Linked DNA regions of Homo sapiens: region 1 is linked to region 2. A link is a contact called in ENCODE Hi-C data. All regions are on one chromosome and are shown on one strand. Each heading gives the region's core, a stretch centred on a gene start or an enhancer-like site at or near the end of the contact. The rest is flanking DNA. Distances are from core to core; before and after follow the strand shown. Region 1 overlaps EGFR (epidermal growth factor receptor). Region 2 overlaps SPMIP7 (sperm microtubule inner protein 7).

Evidence for each region. Hi-C counts contacts between places; a loop is a spot of excess contacts on that map. Pooled maps may share reads with other maps.
Region 1: a loop to region 2 is called in a map with no recorded cell type, with 10 times the contacts of the local background. The contact joins two enhancer-like sites. A Hi-C loop is called at or near these places in 2 of 37 single-sample maps with no recorded cell type and 2 of 50 pooled maps.

What each region holds. Positions count from the first base shown.
Region 1 is chr7:55,071,169-55,075,861 of GRCh38, reverse strand. The region is part of intron 1 of EGFR (epidermal growth factor receptor); the gene reads right to left. Among named protein-coding and RNA genes, the nearest start is that of EGFR, 54 kb to the right of the region's middle. RefSeq lists enhancers at 1,304-1,473, 986-2,185. Within about 2 kb of position 1,786, at least 33 of the 41 ENCODE cell types and tissues checked have a DNase peak (open chromatin) inside an H3K27ac peak, as active enhancers do.
Region 2 is chr7:50,147,166-50,152,271 of GRCh38, reverse strand. It overlaps SPMIP7 (sperm microtubule inner protein 7), which reads right to left. Exons shown (of 9, transcript NM_001161834.3): 8 at 715-822. Among named protein-coding and RNA genes, the nearest start is that of SPMIP7, 54 kb to the right of the region's middle. Within about 2 kb of position 3,856, at least 2 of the 41 ENCODE cell types and tissues checked have a DNase peak (open chromatin) inside an H3K27ac peak, as active enhancers do.

The sequences.
Region 1 (4,693 bases), core at 537-3,036, 4.9 Mb before region 2:
CTTTTTAGCTCAGCAAATTCTGATTTGGAGAGTTGATGTGCATGGATTTTTGTGCAATCTTATTTACAAATCAACTGAAAAAAAAATAAAGAGTTCCAATCCCAGAGTACACTGTGTAGCTCTGAGCGTGCCAGAGAAGGCAGCTGTGGTGCACTTGTGATGGCCTCTGAGGGCTCTGGGTGCTGTCCTCACTACGGTGGTAGGTTCTGCTGCCTGAGTGTATCCATTACAGGAACTCGAGCTTTGGGTGGCCCATTATAACCCAGCTCAAGAGGATGTGTCTCCAAGTTTCAGGAGGAACATAGCTGTACATCAGCTGCAATGTTCCTGTGACCTAATCTAGGGGGAAATTCAGATTGGTAAATTTGTTCCAAAACACATTGTTGCATTGTTGTGGTAGTGGTTGCTAAGTCCATTCCCCAGTGAATATATTCTGAAATTAGATATAAACTATCTATATTATAAAAGCCCTAAAACAGGAAATTCTGTCATGTTGGTCACAGCTCAATTAATAAAATGACCTCCATACAAAGAAGGGTTCAGAGTGAATGAAAAGTGGCCACCGGTGTGGAGGAAGCTGGAGGCCTTCACAGATAAGTTAGGCCCAAACTGTCCTAGGTAGTATCCTCTGGTTGGTGGAATTCTTTGAAACATTTTTTTTTTTTTTTTTAGCTCCTGCTTCAACTTTAATTTGCTCTGCCCTTTAGAAGAATGCAGGCTGCAACCGTGGCCCCTGCCCTGGCCCTGGCTGCCCACTGATGGTCTGGGCTACCTACACACCCTTTGGCCTTCTATTCAGTTACTTACAAATGCTCTTTAAAAGTCTTAAGAAGATGACAAAGTGATTTTACTGGTATTGTGAGTTATTTTAGTTGCTCTTATACTGATTTTCCATGAATGTGATTGTTTTAATAGTAACCTTTGCCAAAGATTTCTAAAATAGATTTCTAAAATACCATGCAATCTCAAGGTTCAAATTCTGGATGAAAATAATGTTTTGTTGAAATGATCTTCCAAAGAGAACACCGTGCTTGGTAATTAGAATGACAGGTTAAGCATTATTCTTCAACTACCATAAGGAAAAATAATCTTGTCTTTGCCACCTAATTGATTTGCTTACTAATTGATTTAAAATGTCCTTTCACTTTAATGAGTCTGTCTATTTACAGTGGTAGTTTATAAGGTTAAAGTATGCATTCCCAAATATTAGATATTCTTTAATCATGTCGTATATCCAAGTTGAAAACAGTAGGTATTTGGGGAGCAAGCAAGACGATATTTAAAATAATTAGGTATTTTTTAAAAATTCATATTATTCTCAAAAATAATTCTGGAAAGACTTCGGTGGCCTTTCACATTGAATGAGAGAATATGATGTCACCACTTACACTTTCTGTTTCTGTTTTATGTTCACAAACCAGGCCAGGGGGCCAGCTGTAAACCCACATTCTATTTTGATTACATTGTCATAACTTTCAGTTCTAACTGGAGAAAGCCAGAATTTAAATCTAGCCAGAGTATTAATGCTGCTCAACCAGGAGGGAAATGAAAGTGGGATCTCAGAGTGAACATGTGGTCCTTCCGAATTTCCTCCTGGACCTGGACAGGACTCATGGTCGAACCCGAGATCCTGAAACATTTTCACCGTGACTCAGAGTGAGCAGGAAGGGTGGGGCTGGCCTCTTTGTTTTCTCACAAGGTTAATAGCGTGTACCTTAGAATGAGCCAGAGCGCAGCAGGGGTAACAGCACATGGCTTAGCCTTCGCGAGGCAGATGTGGTGAATGAGCCGTTGAGACCGCCCCTGACAACGTCAGGCTGTTTGCAGTACCCATGGGCCTCGCCCTCTCCAGACTAGGGGAAGGGTGTGTCTGAGATGCAATCTAAGAAATGATCATTCTTTAAATTCTAAAGGTGAAGAGATGTAAACAGCATTTTAATTATAATTTGCCTAAAATGTGTTTCTTGTAGAGGATAGGCATCCCTGTGCACATGCAAAATCTTGGAAGAAAAATATATGTTGAGAAGGCTTGACTAAGGGACAGAACAAATAGCACGCTGGTTTTCTGTTTTCCTTAACGCTGATAAGGTCAGAAGAGCTGTGAATGTCTCTATGTAATTAACAGGGTGCAAAAGAACAGGAACGAGATTCAGGGGACTCCAGAAAGAACTTTAATTTCTGTTCCTTGGTTTCCTCATGGGACACATGGGACGAAGTATTAATAGCTATAAATGCCCATAACAACTGAGATTTGATAGTAAATTCCAAATTAAGTTAACACTTGAACTTTATAAAAAATACACACTTCATTTCCCTATGGGCCATATACAAAATGTGAGCTGCAATCAAAGTCCTGGCTAGGGAGTTTCTGGTAACGTGTCTGTATTATGGGATGTACACACTGAGAAAAGCATTGATCACTGCACCTGCAGAAGCCTTTCCAGCATGTGCCTCACCCACATACTGCCTGAAAGTCTTCTGAGAATCATTCTATAGTCACAAAAAAATCCCCTGGGAAGGTCCTACACTCATACCTATTTTACAGATTGAGGAAGTGGGTTGAGAGGCTTGATAACTTGTGCAAGGCAGCGTGGCTGGTAAGCAGACACTCTTCACAATTGCACTATGCTGTCTGCAATATCCAACTGCCCTTTCCTTGATCCGGCACATAGTTTGAATTGAGGGAAGTCTTTCAGTATTTAGAAAAATCACAGATGACTAAATGGTAAAATAGCAGAAACAATGAGTGAGAAGTTAGATATTTGCTTCATTCCAAGGGAAGAGAAACGACAAAGTAGTCAGGTAGTTAGCCAAAAGCTCAGCCTCCAAGAGCAGTCAGATATAGCAAAGCCTGAGAATTCCTTATCTAAAAGTAGTGAAATGTGAAAGGCTAACATGAGAAATTTCATCCTGATTATAAGGAAATTTTCCAGACAGTGAAGTGAATTGAACTGTAATCATGTACCTAAAAAGAAATCATGAAAGTCCTTTGTGTATGGCATTTTAGAAACTGACAAGCACACAGGAAAGAAGGCAGGTTCACTGACTCCAGACATCTTTCCATCTGCACTATCTTTTTAAGGATTACTTTAAGGACCTCAAAAGGAGACAAAACAGCAGACTGTTAAAAGCAGCCGTCAATATTTATCTAAACACAATGAAGCAACTGCTTGTGCTACGACAAGCAGTAATAAAATGATGGGACTACCACTGTTGGTCCTATTAGTGGAAACAATTAATAGAAAAATGGGCCAACATGAAACTGTTGGTAACTTTGTAAGGGAAAATCACTTCCCTAAAAAAGGGAACGGCATCAGCATCACCACTCATGAGAGCAATGATTGACACTTCACATGCACCAGCAAACCTCATCCAGCCCGCAGCCCTCTGAGGAAAGCACTGCTGACAGCTCCATGGTGCCCACCAGAAAATGCAGGTGCAGCTGCTTCAGGAGCTTACTCAAGTCCCACAGCTGGTAAGTGGGACAGCTGGGATTTGCACCACATTCCTCTGACTCTGATGAACGTGCTTTTGTCCGTGATATAATGCCACAAATAGAGCTCTAAAATCCACCTTGAGTAGGCAGTATACTCCAAAGTTGTGCAGAGTACAGACTAGTAATAGGTACAATTGCTAGTAATAGCTACAACGCTTAAACTGATGTTGCATACATTTAAAATTAAGTTTGCATTTGAACTTGATAAAACGTGTGCATTTAACTTACTTCCCTGCAGGTCACATACGAAATGAGAGCTGGATTCCAAGGCCTAACCAGGGAGTTTCTAGTATTACTGTGGCACACAGTGGACGCTGCACTGACCACAGTGTGTGCGAAAGTATTTCAGGTCTCTCTACTCCATTTTCTCTGCAGTACTCTCTGACCCAATCCAAGAGAAAAATGTGCTGCAATATTGGCTGTCTTCTGTTGGTGTTGCTAAGTTACTGAATATTTTGCCTTGCCTTGCCCAGAAACTGTGTTAATTGTCTTTAAAGAGATAAGCTACATTCTGGAACATCTTTGTATATGCCCTAAATGTACTGAGTATTTTTGTAAAATAAATTTTGTTCTATTCTTTCTCTCTCAAATATAATTTGGAGAGAACCATGTGATTCTGTACTAATTTGAAACATAAATCTCTAACATATTATTAGTATATAAGCAGAAAAATATCTTTTTTTAGAGTCCTTGGGAGCTGTGCGTGTGCCTACGCAGGCACACCCATGCATCCTGGTAAGACTGCCTAGAAAGGAAGAGACCCATGCTCTGAAAGGGATGATGACATTGAACAGAGAACATGATGGATCACAATTCTGCCAGTGAAGGCAGGGCAGGTGGAGAGGTGGGTGCTGGTCTGGTCCCTGTGTTTAACACAGCCAGGCCATCTGTTTTAGTCCTCTTTTCAAAAAACACATTTTTGAGAGAACTTAATTTATTTCTTGAAGGTTCCGAATAATGAAAAAAGAATAGGCAAAATACAATTTTATATAACAGAAGGCAAATTGAAACACATATTCAAAATGCTTGCTTCTTTTCTTTTGCCCCTAAAGTCTTCACGTGAAAATATACAAAGGCAATTTTGGAAATCAGCATATGTGTTCCTATCTTCTATGAGTTCTCTACCTCACGCAATTAATGGAATGGGAATGGGGGCAGAAGCCTTCCAGCTCTTGAACAGTAACACCAACCCTCCAA
Region 2 (5,106 bases), core at 2,607-5,106:
AGGTTCAAGTGATTCTCCTGCCTCAGCCTCCCAAATAGCTGGGATTACAGGTGCCCACCACCACACTGGCTAATTTTTGTATTTTTAGTAGAGACAAGGTTTCACAATGTTAGTCAGGCTAGTCTCGAACTCCTGACCTCAAGTGATCTGCCCACCTCAGCCTCCCAAAGTGCTGGGATTACAGGCATGAGCCACCATGCCTGGCCACATCTCCTGCTTTCAATTTGCAAAATGTGGGTTTAAAAATATATGTGACTTTCAACAGAATTTTTTCTTTTATAAAAGTAAGGTGGCTGTTCACAAGAAGTAACTATGTATCTGATGTATGTTCCATGTGTCTTCTGATGATCATGCAGAAGGGTGATGTGTGTGCACAGCTGTGAGTCTAAGAAGTAAAGATGCCATTCCTCTAATGCGCCTGAAATACCTTCATATGCCCCTTTTGGCCACATTCGTAATAACATTAATCTAAACCTGGTTTTCAGTGTAATTTTGGGTAAGATTCAAAAAGGAAACACATACAAGGCTTAATAAAGTTCCCCTCAGTAGGAAAATGGAAAATTATCTTTTTTTCTGTTTCGGACTTGATGCCACATTTTTAAAAACAATGTAAATTTGCTTTTACTATTTAATTGTTCTTTAATGGAATAACCACAATTAGGATTTCCCCTCCTAATGTATCTGAGCAAATTGAGTAATAGGATTCATACTTACCGGTGCAGTTCTGAATCTGGTGATGGGGTTGTTGATGGAATATTAGAATTTGCTGGGTGGGTGGCTGTGAAATGAACCTTGCCGGTATATCCTGGAATATTTGCAGCACTAAAGTGAAGAGTTAAGAGAGGAGGAAAAGAGGAAATTAAAATGATGATTTGTGAAATTGTCATGGTAACTAGCACCCAAATATGAAAAATATAAAGAAATATGCAGTCTAATTTTTTTTTTCCTGTATGAGGTGTGGAACTTGGGCTGTCCAAAAAGGAAACAGTGCAGGCCTGGGGCGTGCTGATGCACAGGTACTTAGATAACAGCCCTATGCTGGGGTCGATAAAATTTATTTCAAGTTCATGTTTTTCTGCTATTTTAAATTTCCATGTCTTTTACAAACATGACTCACTGCTGAGCTCTGTTTCATAATGAAGGAAGATACCAGGTCTTGACAGAGTGGCAGACCTGTATCCCACACATATTTCTGTAATGCAGACTCTAATATTAATGAATATACACTCTTACATTTATAGCATTGTTACTTTTATCAGATATCTTTCTTATCACCATTAATGTACTGCATTGTAAATTTCAGATGATTTCCTAAAATTGCCCATTGGAAACAAACGTACACCAGCATTAATTCTACAACAGTCTGTTTAGAATTTGAATTTAAACAGTTTAGTTTGAATTCCACTGACTCTTCTGCTTCCCTGTTCTTTTCTCCACCAGGGACAGTGGGAGATAAAAGGAAAACACAAGAGTGAAGAAGCCGTTCTTCAGTGTGTATAAAAGCTCTCTCTCTCCAGAAAAGGCAAACGAGCATTCAAGAGAAAGGCTTAAGTAGGTAGTTCAGAGGAAGGAATGTGAAGAATAATGAATATTCTTGCCATGATAGCACACAAGTTGGTTTACACAGATTATTTCCTAGGAGGTGGGTAAGGCTTATGGGACAGGCCCAGCATGAAGCTCCATCCTGTGTGCTGCAAGGAGTTGAGGAAAATAAGATTTAAATTGTATTTCAAAGTCCAAGAACACAACATTTACAGATCATGAGGCTCTGTGTAATAGCCTACCATCTTTGCAGAGTCGTATCAACGCCATGGCCTCAGCTTACTGTGCTGGCCTCAGGGAGGAATAAGAAAGGCCACCATCATGAACTTGCCCCCAGGGAGGAAAGGGCCAGTGGGCAGATTGCAAATTTCATTCATCTCAGTGGCTTTCACTTGCCATCCTTGGACCTTTCTCTGAGAGCAGGACATCCTTGTGGCATGGTTCCCTATTCAAAATTGGTGCCCAGACAAAATGCAACACAGTAGCAACAAGCAAACCTCTGTGGGTGGTGGAGGAATGGTTCTTCAATGGCTGCCTTGGTTATATCCATGACCTTCCCACACGACCAGTAAGCCACACAAAGCCTTCTCCAGGAACCACTTATCTTAGGAGTAATTTTCAAAATTTGGAGCTTATAGGAGTTGCTCCTGAAAGTATCAGGTGACAAGGCAGGCAGAAGAGAGGTTAGTGAAAGGGGTGTGTGCTTAAGGGTTGGGAGGAAGATTCAGTCCCCGGTTCCCCATGTCATCTCTGGGATCTGGACTGGACATAGTCTTTTGGAGCCTTCTAGCCTCAGCCTGACCCCGGGTAGTGATACCAACCGGAAGGACTTGGGTGAGGGAGAAGTGGAAACGAGAAGGATTCACACTGCAATTTCTTGGTGTCCTTCCCACATTGATTATGTGCAAGTATCAGAATGTTAGGGGGAAAATACATATCAGGCAGGGAATTGCACTAATAAATCTCCTAATTCTCTTCCAGCTGTGTAATTTATGACTCTGTTGGTGATGACTTATTGGCTTGCAGGTGATATAATCAAGGACACCCAGAGACTAACAAAGTGAAGGGAAATTACATCTATGGCAACAGCAGAATAAACAGTACAAAATAACAGATTTTGTGAGACTAGGAAAATAAGGCAGCTAAAGAGTGGGGGCAGCCCACTGCATCGAGAAGCAGGCTTCTGTGGCAAGCCTGACTCTGCCCCTTAACCAACTGTGAGGTTTTACTCCAGTGAAGAAAGCTCTCTGGGCTTCAGCTCGGTCAACTGCAGCATGAAGAGGACAACACTAACCTCTTAGGGGCACTCTGGGGATTAGAGGAGACTTCAATGAATATGAAAACAGCTAGCAAATTGTTAGCACTTAATAGATGCTAAACTAATTTCAGTTGAAATACAGTAATTTAAAGAAATAAAACATTTACAAAATAAGGGCCATGCACATGGGGATTGCAAAGTTTATCCAGTACAGACAGCTGAAAAGATGCTAAGACAGAGGTTCCCAATGGTGCTGCACACTGACATCTCAGAGGCATCTTGAAAGGTACCAATGCCTGGCTCCCACTCCCACATTTTTTTTTTTTTTAGATGGAATCTCGCTGTATTGCCCAGGCTGGAGTACAGTGGCACAATCTCGGCTCACTGCAACTTCCACCTCCTGGGTTCAAGTGGTTCTCCTGCCTCAGCCTCCTGAGTAGCTGCTATTACAGGTGTGCACCACCATGCCCAGCTAACTTTTGTATTTTTAGTAGAGTCGGGGTTTCACCCTGTTGGTCAGGCTGGTCTTGAACTCCTGACCTTGTGATCCACCCGCCTCGGCCTCCCAAAGTGCTGGGATTACAGACGTGAGCCACCGTGCCCGGCCCAGCCCCATATTTTAATGTAACTAGTAAGTGGTGTAGCCTGAGCACTGGGACTTTTGACAGCTCTCCAGATGATTCTCCTGTGCTGCTAAGTTCAGGAGCCTCTGTTTTACAGCCACATTGTCAAGCTTGCTGGAGGGACCTAGGTGAGTGAACTGAAGCTGCTGAATTCTAGGCAGTGCCCTGCAGGATTTTTTGGAATTTTGTTGGAAAAGTGCAGCTGTAAGTTAGAGAGGTAACCCAGAATGAGGCAAAGTTATTCATGCGTGTGTCTCTCCCCCAACCATTCATTAAAGCTTCCATGCATGTTACAAAGGAAATCCCCTCCATCTGTGTGAAAGGTTTTTTCCACTGCCTTTGAAAACACCTGCAGAATTAAAATGCCTCTAAAGTCATATCCTGCCATCAGAGCAGTTAAGAAGTCAGAGGGATGGACGCAGGCCATCTGTCAATCACATGAAAGGCTTGATAAAAAACATTGCACAGCCTCTGTGCCTCTGTGGCATGCATGTTATTGATGCTAAATGGTATCATATGTTACATTGTCTTAATGCTATTAGATTACATCATATTTAATAATAACATTTCATGGAAGATTAGACTGATTAGCTGCTCAGTCTTGGGAATGAATTCAGTTGCATAATAAATTGCCAAATATTTGAAAACGAAAGTCCTCACCCACACTGCTTCTAAATCTACTCCATTTAACCCTGGCACATATGGCCATAACAAGGGGAATTTTGCCATCTTAAGTGCAACACAGCGACCTTATATTAAGAGGAGAATACTCTCTGGGGAACACTTTAGACTGCTGCTGATAGGAGATATTATTTTTCAGCTGGAGGGAACAAAGCTATTAAAGATACTGAAACATACAAGCCGGGAAATGGATTTCCAGGTTAGTCGCATGTTCAAAGAATTCCACTCCCCATTTGAGGAAAGTAGAGAGACGCAGAGACCCACTTAAAAATAAGAAGTCTTCATTTTTGCCTTTGCTCCACAGCTTCTAGTCCTTTAAATACCTTATTTTGTACTCCCTAGTTCCAAATAAGCCAGGATTTTGTTCACTAATTGATAAATTTGAATATATTATTGCCCAAGTCTACAATGAATTGGTTCTCAACCAAACATGATAAAATAGAAATTAAGTAATTTAAGAAAATCAAGAAGTTTAGTAACTCAGAAGAAGGGAGCACAGATGGTATATAAGTTAAATATGAGAGGAAAAATGTGGAGAAAACCATGTTATACGTAGAATATATGTATTGTATATGTGCATAAAATTTAGGCATGCATAGAAATTCTCACTCTACACTGTAAACATGACTAATAGTCATTGAGTATGTTCTATATTCCAGGCACCCTTTTAAATGCTTGATGTAAATTGACTGTTTAATTCTCACAACAATCTTGTGTCATAGGTCCTATGATCATGTCCATTTTATAGATGGAGAAACTGACACAGAGAAAGTCTAAGTATCATGGCCAGCACCAACCAAGCTGGCAAGTGGTAGAACTGGACCTCAGTGCAACTGAACTGAATAGGAAGGACCATTGGCATTACTCCCAGCCCAGCCAGGAGAGCCTCATTAGCTCACAGTGGGCTGCAATTATACAGGGTGGGGTGTAAGTGCAGGTTCAAATCAATGTGATAGTCTTTTATTTAGAGCCATTCTATATCAGCTACAGTTCTAGGCAGAC